2 separate regions of the Homo sapiens genome follow, and region 1 is linked to region 2. A link is a loop called in an ENCODE intact Hi-C map of the cell type or tissue named here. Cell type or tissue: endothelial cell of umbilical vein. All regions are shown on one strand. Links, peaks and the distances in the headings refer to the core of each region. The heading gives the core; the rest is flanking DNA. Region 1 overlaps SMIM31 (small integral membrane protein 31). Region 2 overlaps CPE (carboxypeptidase E).

Evidence for each region. A loop is a pair of places that touch in the nucleus more often than their neighbours do. Peaks named below come from ENCODE experiments on the same cell type or tissue, not always from the same donor. Only the 100,000 strongest peaks of a DNase experiment are listed, where the experiment ranks them.
Region 1: a loop joins it to region 2, with 23 times the contacts of the local background. A loop is called at or near these places in 6 of 110 quality-filtered maps.

Annotation. Positions count from the first base shown.
Region 1 is chr4:164,773,782-164,785,773 of GRCh38, reverse strand. All of the region lies in intron 2 of SMIM31 (small integral membrane protein 31), which reads right to left. Among named protein-coding and RNA genes, the nearest start is that of SMIM31, 26 kb to the right of the region's middle. In endothelial cell of umbilical vein, for the core only: a CTCF peak has its summit at 5,862 (motif pointing left); no DNase peak of the experiment used is centred there.
Region 2 is chr4:165,459,662-165,471,653 of GRCh38, reverse strand. CPE (carboxypeptidase E) reads right to left here. Exons shown (of 9, transcript NM_001873.4): 2 at 7,068-7,264; 3 at 3,799-3,966. Among named protein-coding and RNA genes, the nearest start is that of MIR578, 79 kb to the right of the region's middle. In endothelial cell of umbilical vein, for the core only: a CTCF peak has its summit at 6,671 (motif pointing right); a DNase peak (open chromatin) is centred at 6,673.

The DNA.
Region 1 (11,992 bases), core at 1,529-9,528, 690 kb after region 2:
ATATATGTGTATATATATATATATGTGCATACACACACAAGAAGCTTAAAGATTATGTAAATATATGCATTGCATAGCTGAACACTGAATAAGATTAAGGTTAAAGATATATATATATATATACACACACACACACAATAAGTTTAAAGATTATGTAAATATATGCATTGCATAGCTGAACATTGGATCTGTATCTCAAATTCATTTCAATAACAAAGAAAATATATTTGGTACCTACATAAATAATTCCTTAAATATGGTTACTATTTTATAGTTTCCATACCATTTGATTCTCACAAAAACCTTGATACGTGTTGTTATCTCCATTATATAGAGCAGGAGATTGAATCTTACTAATGTTTGATGATGGACTTTGAACTTTGGAGTTAGTTAATAAAATTTTGAAAAACAAAGTGTAAACAAACAAGCAAAAAAATAGTTAAAGAAACCCATTTTGGAGTGTTTTTAATTGCTCTTGTCATGAAGAAATCATTCTTCTTTTAGTAAATGTTACAAGATTTTTTTTTTATTTTTTATTTATTTATTTTTTTGAGATAGTCTTGCTCTGTCGCCAGGCTGGAGTGCAGTGACATGATCTCTGCTTACCGCAACCTCCGCCTCCTGGGTTCAAGTGATTCTCCTGCCTCAGCCTCCTGAGTAGCTGGGATTACAGGTGCATGCCACCACACCCGGCTAACTTTTTTGTATTTTTAGTAGAGACAAGGTTTTGCCACGTTGCCCAAGCTGGTTTCGAACTCCTGAGCTCAGGCAATCCGCCCGCCTCGGCCTCCCAAAGTGCTGGGATTACAGGCGTGAGCCACCGCGCCCGGCTTTACAAGATTATTTTTACAACTCACGGAATTAAAAAAAAAAACCCAAACAAATAAACAAACAAAACCTTGGGGAGCGGCTGATGATAGCAAAGATCATTTGATTTTGTGTATGGCTACTAATTTCTTCTTTTCCAAACACAGCACTCCAAAAGCATCCTATTTATATAATTAGTCCAATGAGCCCAGCTATGGCACAACTCCTTGAGATGATTCTGTATTGATTCTTGTGATTCTCAGGCTCATAAGTAGGACCCAGGATTCCCAAACCTAGGCCTTTCTTATTTCCATTTCAGCACTGTAGGAAGCAAACTGTTAGTAAGTCTTATTTCTCCCAGCATCTTTGTAGTCCCTTCAACAGGAATCAACAAACCATATTCTTCAATTTACTGGCTTAGTGCTGAATTTCCTTTCATACAAAATTCATTATATACTATCTGATTCTACCTGTTTGTGGTTGTTCTGCCATCTTTTTAGAAAGTTTTCTTATACTCATCAAATGACTTTTTCTGTATTAGGAAAAATACGTTATCCAAAACGTGACATATAATACTATCAAGAACCAACGGCGTCTAGCAGTTACATTTACCCACCACAAATAAAACTCCTGTTTGTTTCAGGGTTCAGTTAGAGAGCTAGCCAAACTGCGGTCATTAGTCTATAATAACTCAAAGGCGAGCAGTCTTGGGAGTCAAGCTTGGAACGTCTTTTGTCCCCTTAATCATATATTTTACATCTCCCTGGGGAGTGGTGAGAAAGTCTTGATGTGCAGTTACCACTCCCACAGTATTAGTCTCAACTCCCAGCTGGGCCCTCGCCCCCAACTTTCTTCATCGTTAGTTGTACTTTTAATTTTTATTTTTAGGGCCACCATTCTTCCAGCCAATGATGTGTAAGCAGGGGAATTTATTATGCTCTGGTGAGGGAAAATAATGCCTGGAATTCTTGTCATTTCCAAGTTACTAAAGCAGTACTTTGAGAGTTAATTTTTAAAATGTTATGTCATGAAGAAAACTGCTTCTTTTTTTCACATTTTCTGAGGTTTTTCTGTATAAGTAGTTACAGGAAAATTCATATAAATGAAGTGAAAATGTCAGTACAGGCAAAAAATTAATTATTTTATTTTAGCAAGATATATCACATATTTTTCTTTTTATGTGTGTATGTATTTATTTTTTCAGAGATGGAGGTGGGGGATGTGGTCTCGCTGTGTTGCTCAGGCTGGTCTCAAACTCCTGGCCTCAAGTAATCCTCCCACCTTAGCCTGCTAAGTAGCTGGGATTACAGGCATGATCCATTACACCCAGTTTATGGATCACATGTTTTTCTAAGAAGCATGAAGAAAACACTGTTTTCTGAAATTTCATTTCCATTTAGAAATGGAATGGAAATTCCTTTTTTTTTTTTTTTTTCTTTTTTTGAGACAGAATCTTGCTCTGGCACCCAGGCTGAAGTGTAGCGGCTCAACAGGGGCTCACTGTAACCTTCGCTTCCTGTGTTCAAGCGAGTCTCCTGCCTCAGCCTCCCGAGAAGCTGGGTTTAGAGGCTCCTGCCACCATGCCTGGCAAATTTTTGTGTTTTTGGTAGAGATGGGGTTTCACCATGTTGGCCAGGCTGGTCTTGAATTCCTGACCTCAAGTGATTCACCCTCCTTAGCCTCCCAAAGTGCTGGGATTACAGGTGTGAGCCACAGCACCCGGCCAGAAATTCCTTTTTTTTTTTTTTTGAGACAGAGTCTTGCTATGTTGCCCAGGCTGGAGTGCAGTGGCCTGATCTCGGCTCACCACAACCTCCACCTCCCGGGTTCAAGCAATTCTCCTGCCTCAGGTTCCGGAGTAGCTGGGACTACAAGCGTGTGCCAACGTGCCTGGCTAATTTTTGTATTTTTAGTAGAGATGGGGTTTCACTGTGTCGGCCAGGCTGGTCTCGAACTCCTGACCTCGTGATCCGCCCACCTCGGCCACCCAACGTGCTGGGATTACATGTGTGAGCCACCACACCTGGCCTGGAAATTCCATTTTTATTTAGAAATTAATTTAAGAGATCCAATAAATTCAGTTTTTTGAAATAATTACTGTAAGTAAACTATTATAAAGTCTTTAAAAACTATCCTGTATGTACAGATATCCAGTTATTCATAGACAGAGAACTTTAGTTAAACCTTGCAGTACTGTTTACATATTTTATCATCATTTCTATATTAATTTATTTGATGTGAAAATTCAGAACTTTGTTATTCAATGCTGAATTAAGTAGCATTCTTTTTAAATTTAGGAATCTCTCCTATGATGTTTATATCACTTAAGAGACAAAGTAGTGTTGGGGCCGGGCGCAGTGGCTCACGAGACCATCCTGGCTAACACGGTGAAAACCCGTCTCTATTAAAAATACAAGAAAATTAGCCGGGCGTGGTGGGGGGCGCCTGTAGTCCCAGCTACTCGGGAGGCTGAGGCAGGAGAATGGCGTGAACCTGGGAAGCGGAGCTTGCAGTGAGCCGAGATCGTACCACTGCACTCCAGCCTGGGCCACAGAGCAAGACTCCGTCTCAAAAAAAAAAAAAAAAAAATAAAAGAAAGAGATAAAGTAGTGTTTTATAGGTTTGTAAAAATTCATTTTTAAAATGTATGTAGGGTAAAATTCACTTTTTTTTTTGTGAGACGGAGTTTCACTCTGGTTGCCCAGGTGGAGTGCAATGGCGCGGTCTCGGCTCACTGCAACCTCTGCCTTCCAGGTTCAAGCGATTCTCCTGCCTCAGCCTCCCCAGCAGCTGGGATTACAGGCAAGTGCCACCACCCCCGACTAATTCTGTATTTTTGGTAGAGATGGGGTTTCTCCATTTTGGTCAGGCTGGTCTCGAACTCCCGACCTCAGGTGATCCACCCGCCTCAACCTCCCAAAGTGCTGGGATTACAGGAGTGAGCCACCATGCCCGGCCCAAAATTCACTTTTTAAGGTAGATAGGCCCATGAGTTTTGATAAATGCACAGACAAATGTATCACGCATCATCAAGATGTGGAACAAGATTCTGGCTTGTGCAATTCCCCGTGCTACTCCTTTGTAGTCAAATCTTCTTCCTGGCCTTAATGCCTGGCAGCCACTGTGCTGTTTTCTGTTTCTGCGGTTTGGCCTTTTCCACAATGTTACATAGGTGGAAGCATCCACTATGTAATCTTATGAAGTTGGCTCTTTTTGCTTGGCACAGTGGGTCTCACCTGGGAAAAACCTTGGCCTCTCCAGGGGACATTTGGCAGTCTCTGGAGACATTATCGGTTGCCACAACGAGGTGGGTTGGGGAAGTGCAACATGGATCTAGTGGGAAGAGGCAAGGAGGCTGCTAAAAGTCCTCCTATGCTTAGGACAGCCCCCTACAACAAAGAATGATCTGGCCTAAAACAATAATGAGGTTGAGAAACACTAACTTAGCAAAACACATTTGAGATTCATTCATATTGTTGCATGTATCAATAGTTTGTTTCTTTTTTATTGCTTAATAATATTCTGGTTTATAAATGTATTAGAGTCTGTTTATTCATTTACCTGCTAAAGGACATTTGGGCTGTTCTCATTTTTTGGCAATTGTGAATAATGGTATAAACATTTGTGTAAATGTTCTTGAGTGAAGGTAAGTACTGGGAGTAGGATTGTTTGGTCCTTTGGTAAGCATATGTTTTATCTTTGTAAGAAATTCCAAACTGCTTTCCAAACTGGCTGTACCATTTTGCGTTCCCACCAGCAACATATGAGAATTCCAGTAGTTCTTCATCTTCAGCAGTACTTGGTATTGTGTGTGTGTGTGTGTGTGTGTGTGTGTGTATGTAAATGTAGTATATGTAGGGCCAGGAATGGTGGCTCACACCTGTAATCCCAGCACTTTGAGAGGTGGAGGTGGGACAATTGCTTGAGGCCAGGAGTTTGCGACCTGCCTGGGCAACATAGCAAGACCCCTGTCTGTACCAAAATTAAAAAATAGCCGGGTGTGGTTGCATGTGCCTCTAGTCCTAGCTACTAGTAGGCAGAAATAAGAGGACTGCTTTAGCCCAGGAGTTTGAGGCTTCAGTGAGCTATGATTGTGCCACTTTACCTAGCCTGGGTGACACAGCAAGTCACTGTCTTTAAGAAAAATAAAAATTAAAAAAAGTAGTATATATATTTAAATTTTAGTCATTCTAATAGATGTGTAGTAGTATCCCATTATGGTTTTAGGTTTGTCTGGTTTTGGCTAATTTTTAGAATTTTAGAATTTAATGCACATTTTCTGAGATTTCAAAAATAGTATTATAAAAACAGTGTTTGATAATACACACAGTTATTAATGCCTTTGTAGGCATTCATTCTGTTCTTCCTCATTGTAGAGCTACTGATCCTTTTACAGCTTCTATTTTAAAATAATCCAGTTTACCAGTATTAGGATTCATTGATCTACAAAGGCCTTCAGGACACACCTGGCCTAGGCCCCTGCCTACTACATGGATTTTGAGAAAAAGAGAAGAAGCTATTCGTTTTTTGTTTGTTTTTTGAGATGGAGTCTCGCTCTGTCACCCAGGCTGGAGTGCAGTGGCGCAATCTCGGCTCACTGCAACCTCCACCTCCCGAGTTCAAGCAGTTCTCCTGCCTCAGCCTCCCGAGTAGCTGGGACTACAGGCATGCGCCACCACGCCTGGCTAATTTTTTGTATTTTTAGTAGAGACGGGGTTTCACCATGTTGGCCAGGCTGGTCTTGATCTCCTGACCTTGTGATCCACCCGCCTTGGCCTCCCAAAGTGCTGGGATTATAGGTGTGAGCCACCGCGCCCGGCCACTATTCCTATTTTTAAATATGATTAAGGGATTATCTGGAAGAGTTGCATGCATTGCTCACAGTTCACTGGGGAAAAAGACAAAGCTTTGGCATTCCCAGTGTTTAGCATGGTGGCTGGTGTGAAATTAGTTTTACACAGGCAGCACCGGGACACAACAGAGCAAAATTATTTTTCTTGGATTCGGGTGTTTGTCAAACATTGCCGTCTACTGGCTGGCTGCTGCAATTACTTCTAAGACATGCCAAAAAACCAGTTTGTTGCCTGTTCTCAAAATTTGCTGTCTCCACCTCTAACAATCCATATTAAATAGATTAATAATCCTTCTTTTAAAGCATAACTTTATTGATTCCTCTATATCCCTAAATATGTGTGTCAGGAACATTGATGCAGAGAGGATATTTTGATTTCATTTAAAACAAGCCTGAAATTTGCCCTGGTAAATAATGAACAGTCTCATTCCATGCAAGTTTGTGGCTTTCAGTTGAGATAAATAGGAAGACCTCAGTCTCACTTATGGCCATGTCTTCTTAATTTTGGACAATTTGGTTTATAAAGGCAGAAGAGTCATTGTATTCAGAGATAACAGAAAAATTGCAAAAAAAAATTGCTGACTTTTCCATGACAAAAATTTGCAGAAAAATAACTTTAAAACTATGTGAAATAATAGAAAGTCTACAGATTGGCCACTAATCTCAGTTTGGTCTTTTGCTAATAGGGGCTTTCCTCACTTTTACGAAGAAGAAGCAGAAGCTTCCAATTCAGGATCCAGACATTTTGGCATTTTTTTCCTAACAATTTAACTGGAAACCTTGGTGCCTGTGGCCTTTGGCACCCGCAGAACTATGTTGTGAAGTATTAGCTCAGCATGCCCAATAGTTTAGCCACACGCTACGGAAATAGCTGCGGTGACCAAAATGTAAACCCACCTCTAATTACTGAAGAATTAGAAATGAACACAGTCTTCATGACATTCTCTAAGACTACAGTGTTTTAGGCATACATACCCGAATGTTGAACTTCTCTGCGACCAAAAGACATTTAATTTATGTTCAATCAAACCTAGTTAATTACAAACACAACTTTAAGGTAGTTAAAGAAACCCTCAGTTGAAAAAGATGTAGCTGATGCGCTGGAGTTTTTTTTTTTTTTCCTGTTTAGTGGATTCCATTCTCAATATTATTTTACATTTTTTCCAGGTTGAGAGGCCATTTTTAATTCACAAAGAGTTTATGGTTATAGTAAACATGGCGGATCATCAGTATCTGTCTATGTTTGTTCAAGGATACCTGAATTTAGATATGAGGGTTAACTTGGCAACTTGCCCATGATCACACAGTTAATTCTGAGTCAGTTCCCATCTTCACACTCACCCCTGTCTTAGGCATGTGGATGGAGAACCTGAGCCATGATCATGCTCACCGAGCTCTTCCTGCCTCTTCCTCTCCTTGGGCACATTGCTTCTGGGAATTTCATTTTCCTTATCTCCAAAGTAGACATAGCATTACTTCCCTGCTTTACAATGTGGTCATAGGGATGAAAGGAGGCTTAAATATGTTAAGTGCTTGGCAGACAGTGAACACTCAAAATATTATTTTTGTGCTATAGATATCGTCAGTTCTTATTTTGCAGACAACCCAAATTGTGTACCAAGGGAATAAATTTTTCATCGAGTCATCACATATAACTCCCTAAATGTGTGCTGGTACTATCAAATCATTTTGTATATTATTAGAGGTGTGTATTAAACTTTTGTTTTGTGCTTAATGTTGATTTTGGAGAAGAATGAGGTGGCATTGCAAAATAAAATTTTTTTTTTTAATCTGTTTACCTGGGTACAAATTTGTAGCTTCCCTACTTGATTTTGCCTCACTACTCTTGAGTGCTGAAAGGTTTATGTTTATTTATTTATTTATTTTTAAATAGAGATGAGGTCTCACTATGTTGCCCAGGCTGATCTCAAACTTCTGGGCTCAAGCCATCCTCCTGCCTTGGCCTCCCAAAGTGCTGGGATCACAGGCGTAAGCCACTGCATGTGGCCAGGTTTATGACTTTGACTCTGGTTTGTGAGGCCAGCTTTGAAAAAACGGTAGGGATCTTCTTAAACAACAAACATGCTTATTGCTGTCTGATTAATATAGAATCACAGCAGTGGCAATTTTTCTTTATGAACCGATATCTTTCTGTGCTGTAGTGCTGTAGGGCCTTTGGCCACATTGACACAGTTGGACAACAGCAATATATGTAATATCTAAATGAATTCTTAACAGACATCAAGTTTTAAAACCTAAGACTTTCTAAAATTATAAAGTCGATTCTAACCTGGACTGGGGATCTGCCAGCCTTGGGCTTACTTTCTCTAAAACTCTGTGCATCATGGACGAAGTCACCAAGACTGTTCACCTGGCAGTTACAGCTATTCTGGAAGGGAGTGTCTGGCATGGGGATGCTGGATAGCTACTGCTTGTCAAGAGGCTGGACACACCTTTGATGAAGGATCATTACCTTCCCAGAACATCCTTATAATTCCCTGATGGGTCACTTACATTTTATCACTTCCTACTGGTCATTACACCAGACAACTTTCAAAGACAGGGCCTAGTGTGCAGGTGGACAGCAATATGATTCAGGCAGGAAAGAGCAGCTACTGCCGCGTCACTATGTGCTACCTCTAGAGATATAAAGAGACTGTTATACTAATCTCTTCTAAACTGATACTGCAGCTTCACAGTGGTGAATTTAAAAACTAAAGAACAACGAAATAGGTGCAAAATGATTCTATATAATTTAAGAAAATACAAGGAAGCAGTGGTCTGGGTAACACAAAAAATGGAAATATACCACGCCATTTATATTTGACTTTGGCATGCAGAATATAATTTCTTCTGCCCTGAGGGCATGCCTATCCTGGTCATGTTTTGTTTGACAGACATTAAAATCTGTTTTCAATTCATGAATATATCAAACCTGAACATTACAGAAAGTTGATCAAATATACATTGAAGACCATCATGAAAAGCCTGTCTACATTGATTTGTGTTATTCTGAATTAATTTGTGCTTCATGTCACTGAGTTTTCAAGAAGGAGGTTTATGAATAGCCCATATATCATCTTTTTGCGTAAATCAGCCTGTGATTCTGCTCATATACAAGTCCATGAGATCCTAATGAGTATTTCTGAGGATTTTAGATTTAGTGTAGCATTATAACAATACCTGCCTCATAGGCCTAATCTTAGGATTAAATTATTAATATAGATAAAGCAACATGAACTATTATTAGGTAAAAAGTGGTAGGAAGAGCTATAGAATGAGTAAGATGATGTATAATGCTCATGAAATGTGAAACTCATATGTTGAGCTTCTCTAAAGAAATAAGCTCTAGGTATTTATTAATTTATCCAGTAATGAGTTACTGAAAACCACCTATTTCCCAAATAGTGTTCTAGGTGCTGGGATGAGCAGTGGTTAAACAGACCAAATCTGCATTATGGAGCTTACATTCTAGATGACATGCAAAGAGTGATTTCTTATTATCTTTAAAACATGCTTTTGTTAGTTTGCTATTTTATTTTCAGCCATTCAAGGAAAGGCTTCACACAGGGATGAAGAATTGTATTTTTATGTGAATAGGAATTACCATCCTGTACTTTCCTACCTGTATTACCTCTCCTCTGAGACTCTAAACTTTAAGGGCAAGACTGGTAATTGGCTAATTTTTCATCTGTGCCCATGCCTCTACAGTGCCTTCTTGCAAACAGCATGTAAAAAAGTATACTTGCTGAATGGTCAACCAAGTCAGGTAACAAATCATGGAACTCTAGTTCATTATTTTATAGTCTATTTTCCTACTCATATAAACATAACCAATAGTACAAGGTGATGAAGATAAGCACCAAATTAGTGAAATATTAAAATGCTCTATGAAAGTTCCACAGAGAGGGAGTTCATTTTGGGTTAGACTGATTAAAGAAGAGAGAAAATGACTTATTTGAAGAATAAGTAAGATTCAAGTAGAGGGGGAGGAGGGGATTATTGGTGGACAGGTGGACATTTTCTACTTGGAACAATAAGAATGCTCAAAAGCCTTGGAAATTTTCATTTTATTCTGCAGGCAATGGCCAATTAGTGAAGGTTTCTGCCTGGGAGATTGACATGTAGTTTAGGTGAATTGCCACCAGCCTTGCAAAAAAGAACAAAACAGAATGCAAAGTATTGGAGTATATCACCTGTAGAGAGGCTGAGTTTATGAAACTTTCCTTTCAGCTGCACACACATGGGTAAATGTGTTGTAGGTGAGGGAGCAGATCTGGAAAAGGGTTTTACTGGAAAAAGTTCCAACATCCCTGAGCTAGAGCCCCTAATGAGATTCTTTTCTAGTGAGCCATTGTCTCTTTTCTCCATGCCAGAAATAGCTGTAATCCTACTAAGCAACTATATTACTTTTTATCCTATCCACACCAGTTTGTCATATATAGGGACCAGACTGTGTTTTGTCAAAGACACACACACAAACGTGTGCGCACAAGTAAGCAGATTGATTTTATTCAAGCTATTACTATAGGGAGAGCACCTCAAATCCAGAGATCAAAGTAGCTTGGCAGGGTAGTTTTACTGCAGAATTTTATAGGGAGGAGTAGAAAAGTTATAGGTAAGATGATTTATAGTTGGGATTGTTTTGCTATCAGGAGAAGTCTCAAATAGCTGTAATGCAAATGTTTAGCTCTATCTATCTGGCTAGTTTCAGAAGGACAAACAGTTCAAATCTCAGCTAAATCATTCATGAGACAAAGAACAAGGAGTTGAAAGGTCTGTGTCTGTTCTTGTCTGCAGCTTCAGGCAAAAGAGGAAAGGTCTGTATTTGTCCAAGGCTCAGGTAAACAAGGGAGTCTTCATGGGTCTTAGGGAAGTCAGGAGAAAGAGTGGACAGTGAGTCTTATCTATGTCATAAGGGGAAAGGTAGTTCTTTTCCTTAAGCCATTTCCTGGAAAATAAGAGTGGGGAGATTTCAGAAAATAAAAGGTTGGTGGAATTTCTGGACTATACCTGCTTTCCAGAAGCACAGAGCTCAGATAAAGTTCGATGTTGTCAGTTTTCTCCTCTTGGCTGGATTTAAAGAAAGAAAAGACCCAAATGTCTGGCCCATTTCCTACAAGTAAGTAGATTTAAGAGCATGCCTCCAGCTAGTTCCTTGGATGATAACTGATGTTGGCTAACACTGTTGAGGATATCATTCTGTAACAGGTAATTTCTTTTTAATCTGAGAATAAATGGTACTGGAATGGATCAACTAAAGTGAATTTACTTGAGCCAGGGCAAAATTTAATATAAAATAGCAAAACAAAAACAAAAAACCACTTTGAATGAAACTTTATATTGAAACTTGAAACTAAAAATAATGAAAATAAAATTATGTTACTCATTTAATAAAATGCAGTTTGTAATTGCAACTCAAAGTTAATTTTAGACAAATAATGGATGAGATGTTGATGTGGGTGGGTTGGGGAGCATCACTTTTCTGACACATTTGCATCATAGCTCCATACAATACTCTCCTTGTTACTTGTGATTTTCATAGCACAATTCTATAGAGGATAACATTAGCAAAAAATATTCAAAGCATCATTAATTTTCTGAGATGTCTTTCACTTCTTTGGCATTCACTTCACACTATTTTGGGGTGCTTATGTACCCATCTCTTCTTTATTGGATAGGTGGTCTAATTCTATTAAGCACTCATTTGTCAGTGGCTTTGCCTGAGGGATTCCAGTGGCCATAACTTTACCTTCCCTTACATCAGATTTTTATCTTTTGTGACATGTGTGATGTCACCTTGCAATTGATTTGTGTGGAATGTATTGTATTGCCAGATATTTAAAACAAAGACATTGACCCAGTGTGTGGATTAAGTGAATACAAGTTGTATTGGTTTTGTAATAAATATTTTTCATGATGATGAACCTTTTTTTTTTTTTTTTTCTTGAGACAGAGTCTCGCTCTGTTGCCCAGGCTGGAGTGCAGTGGCACAATCTCAGCTCACGGCATGCTCCACCTCCCGGGTTCATGCCATTCTCCTGCCTCAGCCTCCCGAGTAGCTGGGACTGCAGGGGCCCGCCACCACGCCTGGCTAATTTTTTGTGTTTTTAGTAGAGACGGGGTTTCACCATGTTATCCAGGATGGTCTCGATCTCCTGACCTTGTGATCCGCCCGCCTCGGCCTCCCAAAGTGCTGGGATTACAGGCGTGAGCCACCGCACCCAGCCAGATGATGAATCTTATTGCTCTATCTAAATTTCTAATCACGAAGACTCCCAAGAAGAAGACTCCACTAACAGTCACCCTTTGGCATTTTATATGATTTATTTT
Region 2 (11,992 bases), core at 1,751-9,750:
ATGGCAGAAACCCATGGCTGGGCTCAAGGCATTTAAAACGTCTTATCTGAAATACCTTATGGAATGAAGTTTCATCAAAGCCAATTTAAAAAGGAGCCTATATGGCAAATAATTATTCTTGCTGTGCTTTATGCAAATAACCAGGCCAAGTATGATAGGACTAATGCTTATTTTGCAAACAAATCAGTCCTATCATGATTTGTTTTTAATAAAAATGAGGACTGGAGAGAGAAAAGTTATGTTTCAAGAACATAACAGACTATAATCTAATAACTTGGTATTAGATTCTATTCTCAGCAGTTGTTTTTGAGTTTTTGTCTGCAATTTAGACTAACCCTGTTTATTCCTGTGAACCAACCAGTGATCTCTGGCCACAGCTCAGAAGAAACAAGAGGAATGGGTAATGTAAAAATCTGGATCAATATTCTAATTCTGGGAACACATTGGAATTGGCTTGTAACCCCATCCACACAAGTCTTAGCAGGCACGAAAATAGCCACCAGTTACCTGAGTGTGTTGGCAGCGTCAGGATTTTTTGGAGTTGTCCTCACTCCCTTATTTCATTTTGACATTCTTCTAAATCTAATAAACTAATTCGTCTCCTCTTGCCTTCAGGCCATCAAGCTCCAGATGATCCTCAGTGAGAGACACCATCATGTCAGTATTCAAGAGTCACCCTTCTACAGAGGACCCCTAGACTTCCCATCAACAAGACATGACAGAGGCTTAATTCCACCCCTTTCTCCCTCCAGCCTGGCTGGATACTGTTTTTACCAACCCATGGAGCCATCCTACCCTGACAGCTAGCAAGAGGTGAAGACCCACAAAACAACCACCACCACCCCTCTATCAGTAGGAAGCAGTTACAGAAGACTGACCTTTATCCATTTTTCCCAAAGAATTGAGGTCTTGGATTCTTGAGGGGGGAAATGTTATGGTAGGTAGGTAGTCAGACATGAGCAGGACAAGAGAGGGCCCTCCAACCACCAGGAATGTCAGGCAACCATCAGGTGATGGTCAAGCGGTTGTTAAACTGCCTCTGTAACATAATAATTGGTTGCAGCAAGTGCCAGGGAAAGGCAGTCCCTCAACAGACAGAAAAGCCTAAAACTGGTGATCGGCTTCCTGATAAGACGGCAGGAGTTGGGCAAGTGGGCTTAAGCATACTAAGAGGCAAAATGGCACGGATTAACTGGTATGTGACTTAGTAGGAACACTCAACTGGTAAGGGAAGAACAACTCAAGAGAGCATGCATACAACTTCGATAAACACACTGTGAATACAGTGCCTACCAAGTGCTAGGAGGCTACTGTGCATGTGGACAGCCCACCCCAAGGGAAGAATCAGGGGAAAAGACACACAACCTCCTGCTCCCTTGTAAGCATGCCAACATAGAAAACCCCAAGTCAAAGGTCAAACAGTGCACTTGATCTCTCAAGTTGCCTGCTTGGCCCTCTTCCAAGTGTACTTTACCTCCTTTCATTCATGCTCTAAACTTTTTAATAAACTTTCACTCCTGCTCTAAAACTTGCTTTAGTCTCTCACTCTGCCTTATGCCTCTTGGTCGAATTCTTCTGAGGAGGCAAGAATTGAGGTTGCTGAAGACCTGTATGGATTTGCCACCACTAAGAAGACCAGCCCCCACCTGTAGGCTCAGCCCATGTTTCTGCAATGAATCCCATATATAGGCAGGAGAGTTTTTAAAAGTTTAAACCAATAATCTAAGGCTCCCTGTCTCCTGGATCCTTCATCCAGCATCCCAACCCCATGATGAACACTTGTCTGGATTCCTGTCTGCTTACTTGCAGTGGCCCTCTTTTTCAGATATTGTGATTTGTTTGCTGAGCTGGATTGTGTTTATTCATAACAGGCCCTCAGCCTACTGCCTGTCATAATCAAATATTAATCGTAATTCTTACAATCAAGTGATCAAATTCTAGAATCAAAGGGGAAAACAGGTGTATAAACAAATAACATACATAAAGCTGGATGTAACAGTAAGCCCATACTGGAAGTATAGATGAAGAACATGTGAAAAAAGAATCTGTCTTGAAGAGTAGAGGATGACTTCACAGAGGGAGTGGCATGGAAGGAAAGACAAGAGAATTCTAGACAGTTGGAGCAGCAACTCATCTGAAGACATAAAATTGTTAGAAAATGGTATGTTTAGGAGCACAAAAGAGTTGGTATGAGTTGAGTCTATAGGGTATCGAAGCCAGCTTAAGGAATAAACCAGCCGGCAGCTTCCAGGGGCCAAGAGCTGCTGGAATGACCCAGCAACTAGAATGAAATGGAGAAATGGTACTTTGCGAGCTCTCACTTAGGAAAGACACTACATGTAGGGGACATATGAAAGCAGAAATACCCAGAACAATAGAGAAGGAATAGAGGGCTGCTGACAGCAGTTCTTCACCTTTCCTCCAAGATGGGCTCAATTTGTCCTCCAAGTGACTGATGACAATATTGGTTCAAAGATGCACCAAATGTTTAGTGGATATGTAAATGTGTCCACCTAGCCCTGAGCTACATAACAGAGAGTACCAAAAAATTACACTGAAATGGTAATAAAAGTTCCAGGTCCTGGCTTCAAGTACTTTATATGTATTAACTCATTCAATCCTTATCCTATGAGGTAGATATTATCACTTCCATATTACAGATGAAGAACCTGAAGCACAGAGAGGTCAAATAACTTTACAAAGTTCACACAGCAAGTATGAAGCCATGATTTACACCAAGGTGGTTACCTCTAGAGTCTCCATACTTAACCATCACATTAAGTTTTCACTTTATCTTCTGGGCAGTGGAGAGCTGCTAAGGTTTTTTAAGCAAAAGAGCAATAATTTGTGTGTGAGGTCACTCTGGAAGATTGAGAATTTGAGAAGATAGAATAGAGTTGGGAGAGGCTGGACATGAAACACAAGTAGGAGGCCACTGTGCCAGTTACAGCAGGAGACCGTGGGGATCTCAGCTGAGGCAGGGGAATGAGTTTGCAGAAGAAGGGAAATGGAAGAGGTGTCAGAGAGATCAAATCGCTGAGAGGTGGTAACTGGTGAGCGGTGACAGAGATGGAAAAATCAAAAGCTTTGATGATTGGGATAAATGAAAGAATAGTGGTTCTAAGGGAAAATATTTGTTTCTGGACAACCTGAGCTTGAGATATCAAGTTCCACCAGTTAAAGGAACCCAAGTTAGCTAGTAAAACAGAGACATAAATCTCTGTGGAAGGTCTGGAGTTAGAGGCACGGATCTGGGAGACCTTGTGTAACAGACAACACTGAAAGTACAGGTAAGGAGGGAAGCCCAGGGAAGCAAATAACGGTATCAGATGAGACCCTGAAAATGGCCAGCATTTATGCCCAGGTAGAAGAAACAGGGAAAAAAACTGAGTAGTGATTTGAAAGACAGTAGAAGAGGTAGGAGAAAGTAGAGTTTTGTAAAGCAAGGGAGGAGAAAGTTCTGGAAAAGAGAAAAGGAGCAACAGGGTAATATGGCAGGAGGAGCTGATCAAATGAGCTAATAAAGGGTCTCTGAGAAGGCCATGGTGATTTTCTAAGAAACCTACAACTGGGTTCCTCCCTATATCTGCACCTCCAACTCCTCTCCACCTACGGCCCAATTCTAGGGGCCAGGACAAATTTCATGGCACCAGCCCTTCCAGCCTTGACTTAAAGCCACAGTTAACCACCCCATACAAGCTGTGATGTTACTCCTCTGTCCTTCATGATGATGAAGATATTGGAACATATTTCCTTAGGCTAGAGACGAACCCAAGAAGACTATCCCGTGGTCACTACCTTTGTGTTTTGATCCACAATTTTCTTCATATTTTTCAACAGATGATTATTTGGACCACCTTCTTTCTCATTCACGTACACTATCCTATCCAGGTCTGGAAAGTTCCGGTTCAGATCTATTCCCTGGGCATTGCTTCGACCCACAAACCAGTCCTTGAGTTCACCAGGCTAAAAAAAAAAAAGTCAAAGAGAAAAATCATTAGTTGCTTATTATTATGTCACTTTCTATTTAAGGTCCCTATCAATGCTCTTTAAAATAACTATTAAGATTATTTACTTCAACAATGCCCTCCCATGTCAGCATTTTCACTACTTTACTTATATAAACATGAAGGTATCAGATTTAAAGTACTGTGATGGGCCGCATAATGACATTTCTTACCACGACTGACAGACTATACAGCAGTGATCCCATAAGACTATAATGGAGGTGAAAAATTCCTATTGCCTAGTGACATTTTGATGATCCTGACCCTGTGTAGGCCTAGGCCGATATGTGTGTTTGTGTCTTAGTTTCTTTTTCTTTTTTCTAAGAGACAGGGTCTCACTCTGTTGCCCAGGCTTGGGTGCAGTGGCATAATCACAGCTAACTGTAACCTCAAACTCCTGGGTTCAAGTGATCCTCCCTCCTTGGCCTCCCAAAGCACTGGGACTACACATGTGCACAATCATGCTAGGCTAAGTTTTTTATTTTTGGTAAAGACAGGGTCTCGCTATGTTGCTCAGGCTGGTCTCAAACTCCTGGCCTTAAGCAATCTTCTCCTCTGGGCCTCCCAAAGCACTGGGATTATAGATATAAGCTGCTGCACACAGCCTGTGTCTTATATTTAACAAAACATTTGAAAAACTAAGAAACCATTAAAATGCTTTAAAAAAGTTTTAAAAATAGAAAAAAGCTTGTAGAATAAAGATATAAAGACAGAAAAGATTTTTGGACAGCTGTACAATGTGTTGTGTGTTTCAATCTAAGTGTTATTACAAAGAGTCCAAAAGGTTTTTAAAGTTTAAAAGTTTATAAAGTAAAAAAGTTACAGTAAGGTGGCCAGGTGCAGTGGCTCACGCCTGTAATCCCAGCACTTTGAGAGGCCAAGGTGGGTGGATCATGAGGTCAGGAGATCAAGACCATCCTGGCCAACATGATGAAACCCCGTCTCTAATAAAAATATAAAAAATTAGCTGGGCATGATGGCACGTGCCTGTAATCCCAGCTACTTGGGAGGCTGAGGCAGGAAAATAGCTTGAACCAGGGAGTCGGAGTGTGCAGTGAGCCGAGATCATGCCATTGCACTCCATCCTGGTGACAGAGTGAGACTCCATCTCAAAAAAAAAAGAAAGTTACAGTAAGGTAAGTTTAATTTATTACTGCAGGAAGAAAAATAGTTTTTATAAATTTAGTGTAACCTGAGTGTACAGTGTTTATAAATTCTATAGTAGTGTACAGTAATGTCCTAGGCCTTCACATTCACTCACCACTCACTCATTGACTCACCCAGAGCAACTTCTGGCTCCATTCATGGTAAAAGCCCTGTCCAAAGGTACTGTTTTTATCTTTTATGCTGTATTTTCACTGTACCTTTTCTATGTTTAGATACACAAATAGTTACTAGTGTGTTGCAGTTGCCTACAGTATTCAGTACAGTAACATGCTGTACAGACTTGTAGCCTAGGAACCATGGGCTATATCACATAGCCTAGGTGTGTAGTAGGCTACACCATGCAGGTTTATGTAGGTGCACTCTAGAATGTTCACAAAATGACAAAATCACCCAACATTGCATTTCTCAGAATGCTTCCCCATTATTAAGAGATGCATCACTGTACTTGTCATAAGTATTTTGAAAATATGTTCGATGAATAATATTTTAAATGTTAATAATATAAAGAGATATTTATCAAATTTCACAATATATATTCACTAGTTATAAATGACCTATTTCAAAGCATATCATTCTATAATTAGATTTAAGTAAAATATTCATTGCCTCTGTAAATCACAGCAACCTATTTTTTAAATATTTAGAAGAATAACTAAAGATTAGAAGCTTAAAATGAATTTAACATGCGTTATAGACTAATAACATGTCTCCCTCTTATAGTCTTCATGAAAAAATATGAACCTAGAACAAAAGTTCTAGGGCTTTATGATTTGAGGAATTTCTCTCCCGTTTAAACTCTTCATTTAACTAATGGTACAATCTGGAAAACTAATAAATTTTCGGTATATTTGTTTCATTTTATAATGTGAATTTTCTTGTTTTACTGTTAAATTATATCACATGATATAGATATATTTCCCACATATTTTAAGTCATGGAAGTTTAGATACCTTAGACTGTGAGGGATAAAAATCTATAAGACAGAAAACAGCAATGATAATCTGTTGCCCATGTGTCTAAAAATTCTGAATATTACCTTAAAATATTAAATAATTTAATTTTATATATTACTAGAATTTTTCTCTCATAACTTTAGAAATCGTATCAATTTTATATTTATTTACAGAAATTGGCTGGGTTTCTTACAATGTCAAACTATGTCATTGGATTTTTTAGCTGTAGATAAACATGCTAAATATTAACTTGAATGTGTTCCCATGTTCCCATAGACTAAGAAAATTATTTTAAACTGTAGAAAACAGCAAATATAATGTCCCCCGCCCCGTCCAATAAAATAGGAACACACACCATATATCTTCTCTTAAAAAGGCATTACTTTCCAGTTCATCTAACAGCGAAGATATATTAAATTATTTTTAGTTAAGAGGTAGGGTTTTCGCTTGTTTTTTAACTTTACTCAGCGTATGTAAAAACCAAGTAAACATCAGTAAAACATTATTCCGGCCAAAAGTATTTCTTCCTTAAATTCAGTAGAGGGCGCTGTGACACTGGCTCATCCACATACACCCATGGCGTTACTCTTCAACAAAAGGCAGTAGATATTTTTTATATTTGTAGATTTTTAAAACAAAACTTACCTAGTCACAAAAATGGATGAATAATTTATTGAAAAACATAAAACAGAACACTATTAGAACATTAACTTCTTAACACAATTTCTGATTTGCAGTCTTCACTGGAAAAACTCACCCATAATCCCTTTCATTCTAAACTATTTTCTTACTGGTGAGTTGAATAATGAATGCATCACTTATGCCCTCCACTGCACCATCTGTAAGCTTTGTGCGAGGGCATAATTTTTAGATAAACATGTATGTACAAACATACAGAAAATGAAGAAAGCACGCCTGATCTGAGCTGCCTGGCACTCACCTGAGACGCTGCCTTCTCAAAGCCATCTGGGTTCAGGGAAGGCATGATGTGAATGCGGGTACTGTGGATCAGGTTGACAATTGTCTCGTTCCCCTTCTGGTATTCGTTGCATAGGTACTGGGCCAAGAAAATGAGCAGTTCTCGTCCAACAGCCTCATTCCCATGCATATTCCCAATGTATTTAAATTCAGGCTCACCTAAAAGATTAATAGATAGCATGGAGATGTTTTCTATGACATACAGAGCCAAATATATTGTATACCTACAAATGTATTATGAATATCTGATGGGTTTTTTCCTCCAGCAGCGATGCCTTAAAAAAAAATCTACCGTAGACATTAAAATACCCCTTCTATCCTTCTATTCCTCGCCTCCCAGCTACCCACCTGTTATGGACTGAACTGTATTCACCCAAAATTAGTATGTTGAAGGTCTAACATCCAATGTGACTGTATTAAGGAGGTAATTAGGGTTAAATTAAGTTATAAGTGTGGAGCTCTGATCCAATAGGACTGTCATCTTTATAAAAAGAGGAAGAGACACCAGAGCCCTCTTTCTCTCCTCTGCACAGAGGAAAGACCATGTGAGAGCACAGTGAGAAGGCGGCAGCCAGGAGGAGAGGCCTCACCAGAAACCACCCCTGCTGCCACCTTGATCTTGAACTTCTAGCCTCCAGGCCTGTGAGAAAATTAATTTCTGTTGTTTAAGCCAGCCAGTCTGTGGATATTTTGCTATGGCAGTCTGACAAGACTAATATACCATCTCACCCACAATAACTAATAATAATAACACACTACGTGCCTCCTATTAAACACTGTGCTTTGCATGTTTTCTTATTTAATCCTGACCAAACATCTAAAAATAAGTATTATTATCCAACTTCATTTTGCAGATAAACAAACTGAAATTCAGACTGCTTAAGAAGACTGTCTCCATAGTTACATGGCCTGGGAAGCCAGGATTCAAATGCTAGTCTTCTGGTTTACTTAAACGTCTATGTTTTTGTTTTTTTGTTTTTATTCCTAAATCATAGTGATTGAGAGGGGCCAGACTGCATGGATTCAAATCCTAGCACCAATTCTTACTGTCTAGGCTTGGGCAAGTTACTTCAGTTCTCTGTGGCTCTGTTTTTCCATCTAAAAATTAGAGATAACAATAGATTCTAGCCCATACGGAAGGTTATTATAAGAACTAAATAAAATAATGAATGTAAATGCTTAGAACAGTGCCTGACAAATAGCAAGTGCTATATGTTTCCTATAATTTTCTTTAATATTATTATTACATGACATTATCTTGTCATTGTGAAGTTCCTTGCCATACATAATCTAATTTTCTCTTCACAACAGCCCACTAAAATGTGTAAGGCATGTATTTTTATTATCCTTATGGTATAAATCAGCCCAAAGAGGATATACTTTGCTGAAGGGCTCAGAATACTAACAAAAGTCACTGTTGCCTGTTTGTGAGACTCTCCATTGCGTTTTAGGAGTAGTAATGAAATTGCAGAACGTAGCAGCAAAGTGATCTCAATTAATCCTGTTGTTCTGCTCGTTTCTGCTTCATCCATCCCACGGGCCCAATTTCTGCATTTACAAAATCACTAAGACTGCTGGTTCTTGGTATAAGAAAGCAAATTAGAATTATTTTTCTCCTGGAAATATGTTAACTAAGCATTCTTTGCATGAGATTCCTGAGTTTCTGAATTAAGTGACTATTCACCCCAGAAAACTATGACCTTGTGGTGACCTCTCAGCCTGAGCTTATGCTAATCTTAATCTAAGGATCAGGTGGGAGCAGGATCGGGGCTATTTATACCCCCCTCAGTTTTTACTTTGAGGGAGAGTCTCTAATAAAATTACCCCTAGGGACTTGCCCAGAAAGTAAGAGAAGAGATGAGGAGGTGTGAGAAGAGATGTTTTCTTGGCTTCTGATTTCAAAGGTAATAATAACCTTCTTCCTTTCTGTAAACTCATGCAGTTTATACCCTCATTTATGTGATGTATTCATTTGATTGAGGCACAGGAGAAACTGCTGCAGCCCATTAGAGAGAGAGAGCAAGTAGCCAGGGGAATATTAGAAGCTGGCTTCACAAGTTTTTTTGAAAAAGTTGCACTAAGAAGGCATTTTGGTCCTGCTCCCTTCCCCAAAACAACTTTGAAGCTTCATGTCACTCAATAAAGCTTGGCCCACAACCCCTAATTACACTGAAAATTTTTATAACTTCTCTGTGTTTAAATCTTTTTTTAATCAATTAAAGAAGAAACAACAAACCCATAGTCACTAAGCCACACTTGCCCCCAGATGTCTGGTTTAGCTAGCACAGTATATTTTGTGTTCGAATGTGAATGCTTTGGGATAGAGCATGCTCCCCCTAGTTCTGCCACAGGCTGCGCCATTCCCTACTGCTGCTTTACTCATTTATGTTTGCAACTCCTGATTTTCAGACTCAGAAAATGTATGACATGGTTTCTCTTCAAATCTGCAGATTTCTCTCAGGAAAAATCTCCCCCAATATATCTATGTATTTGTGAGGCGGTAGTAACACTAATGACAATAACAATGCTTTAGGTTGACATGAAGACAGGACAACAAAGGTCATTATATTGAAGATACTAATGTACGGAAATAAAATGCAAGGCACATATGATAGCAAAAGAAAAGGCAAGTGTATCTCTAACTCCTTCTGTCCTCAGGAATAACTTAGATCACTATATAATGTTATCACTAGAATACAGAAGAGCTATGCTCCTTTAAGCCAACTAACATGACTTGTGAGATGCGGAACAGCCACATTGTTTAAATACAGCATTTGTTGGACATACATGCAAATCCCAGGGTCAGACACTACATGGGATCCAAAAGCAAATATGTCAGCATTCCTAAACTGAAGGAATGTAGAGTCTGGAAGAAGACTCAGACATGCAATGGACAATGTTCAGGAGTGAGGCAACGGTGAAGGAATGTTGGATATGTAACTAAACTGCTTCAAGGTTCCAAACTGGGATATTCCTCCCACCCCTCTGGCCTCTCTCCAGCTCTTTTCCCTCCCAAGGCCAAAGCTTTCTTTTTAAAACGCAACCCTCCTCAGGTCACCTCCACCAAAGAACCCATCAGTAACTTCCCCTTTGCTTTCATGATAAAGACCAAAATTCTCTACGAGATCTTGAACCTCCATGTGGTTTGGCGTGGTGCCTCTCAAGGCACCAGCCTTTCCCTCCTGTGTTTCAGCCATCCTTCTTTCAGCCACGAGGCTCGTCCCTATAATGCTCTCTGCTTCACATATTCACATATTTTATCCGCACAGCCTTCTAAGTATGGCTAAATACAGCTTCCTTGGAGTAGCTTTAGTCTAAGTCCACAGTTCCTTTGTTATTTTTCTTTTCTTTTCTTTCTTTCTTTTTTTTTTTTTTTTTTTTTGAGGCAGAGGCTCACTCTGTCACCCAGGCTAGAGTGCAGTGGCACAATCATGGCTCACTGCAGCCTCGACCTCCCGGGCTCAGGTGATCCTCCCACATCAGCCTTCTGAGTAGCTAGGACTATGGGTGTGCACCACCATGCCCAACTAATTTTTTTGTAGAGATGAGGTTTTGTCATGTTGCCCAGGCTGGGTTTGTTATTTTTAACACCTCAGTTTGAAAATATACATTCATCAATGTAGTTATTTGATTAACTCCTCTGTCACCCAGACTGTAAGGTCTATTAGTCCTGGGATGGGATCTATTTTAGCTCACCAGTGTGTCACCTGTGCCCCCACATAGAGTCTGGAACATAGTAGGGATTTGCATTCTTGTAAGAATACGATAAGAATAAATTCTAAGCTTAAATATCAGTTCAATAAATTTGTGAATGAAAGAGTAAATGAATGGTCTTGCTTTTCAATCCCATCCTTGCAGCAGCGTGGCTGACAGTAGAGCTTGCCCTTGAGACAGAGGTGCAGCTGCAGATGCTTGAAAACCCTTCTGGAGCAGTGAAGGGAATAAAGGAGTAACTGAAGGGGGCTTGAGGCAGCTTCAAGGAGGCTGCACCCGGGTGGAATATCAGGAGGCCTCAATGGCTCATTGCTCTAGCCAACAGGCTCTAGCCATTCCAGGTAGGAATGGAAACTCTTCTTTGGGAATGAAGGCAGCAGTATGGTGAACAGCTGATTTCCCATCAAGAAGATTAATTTCCATAGTCACCACAAAACCTCTCCAGGCAAGCAGCTCCCCAAAGCTATTTTTGTTGTAAAGTCTAAACAACAGATTCTGAAGAAATTTTGCCTTCAGAATCCTTAATACAGAAATAGCAATAAAATTGAAGACTTTAGATTTTGAATGGCCCTCTCTGAGTCAATACGTTCTTTACCTTAGACTTTTTTAAGCAAAGCAGTGACAGTTTTTCATCATCAATTTTCTCTTCTGCGTAAATGGATGACGTTTGCCTTCCTGTTTATAGTGTTTACACAGAAGAAAAAAACACAGGTTTAACAGGTTGCAGCTGCCAGGTATGTGGATCCGGCTGGTATAATGTACACGTCCCTGTGTGTTAACTCATCTCTCTCCTAGCAACGGGGTGGGGGAGCGGGGAAAGCGGCTAGAAGCACTACCCTCAGGACACTGGGGATGGTTGTTTTTACATCATCTTACTTTCTTCACTAATTCATTTTCCTTTTTTTTTTTTTTTTTTTTTTGAGACAGAGTCTCACTCTGTTGCCCAGGCTGGAGTGCAGTGGCACAATCTCGGCTCACTGCAGTCCCGCCTCCTAGGTTCAAGCAATTCTTCTGCCTCAGCCTCCTGAGTAGCTGGGAGTACAGGCGCACGCCACCACACCCAGCTAATTTTTGTATTTTTAGTACAGACAGGGTTTCACCATATTGGCCAAGCTGGTCTCGAACTCCTCCTGACCTCATGATCTGCCCCGCCCCCCCCCACCCAGCCCTCCC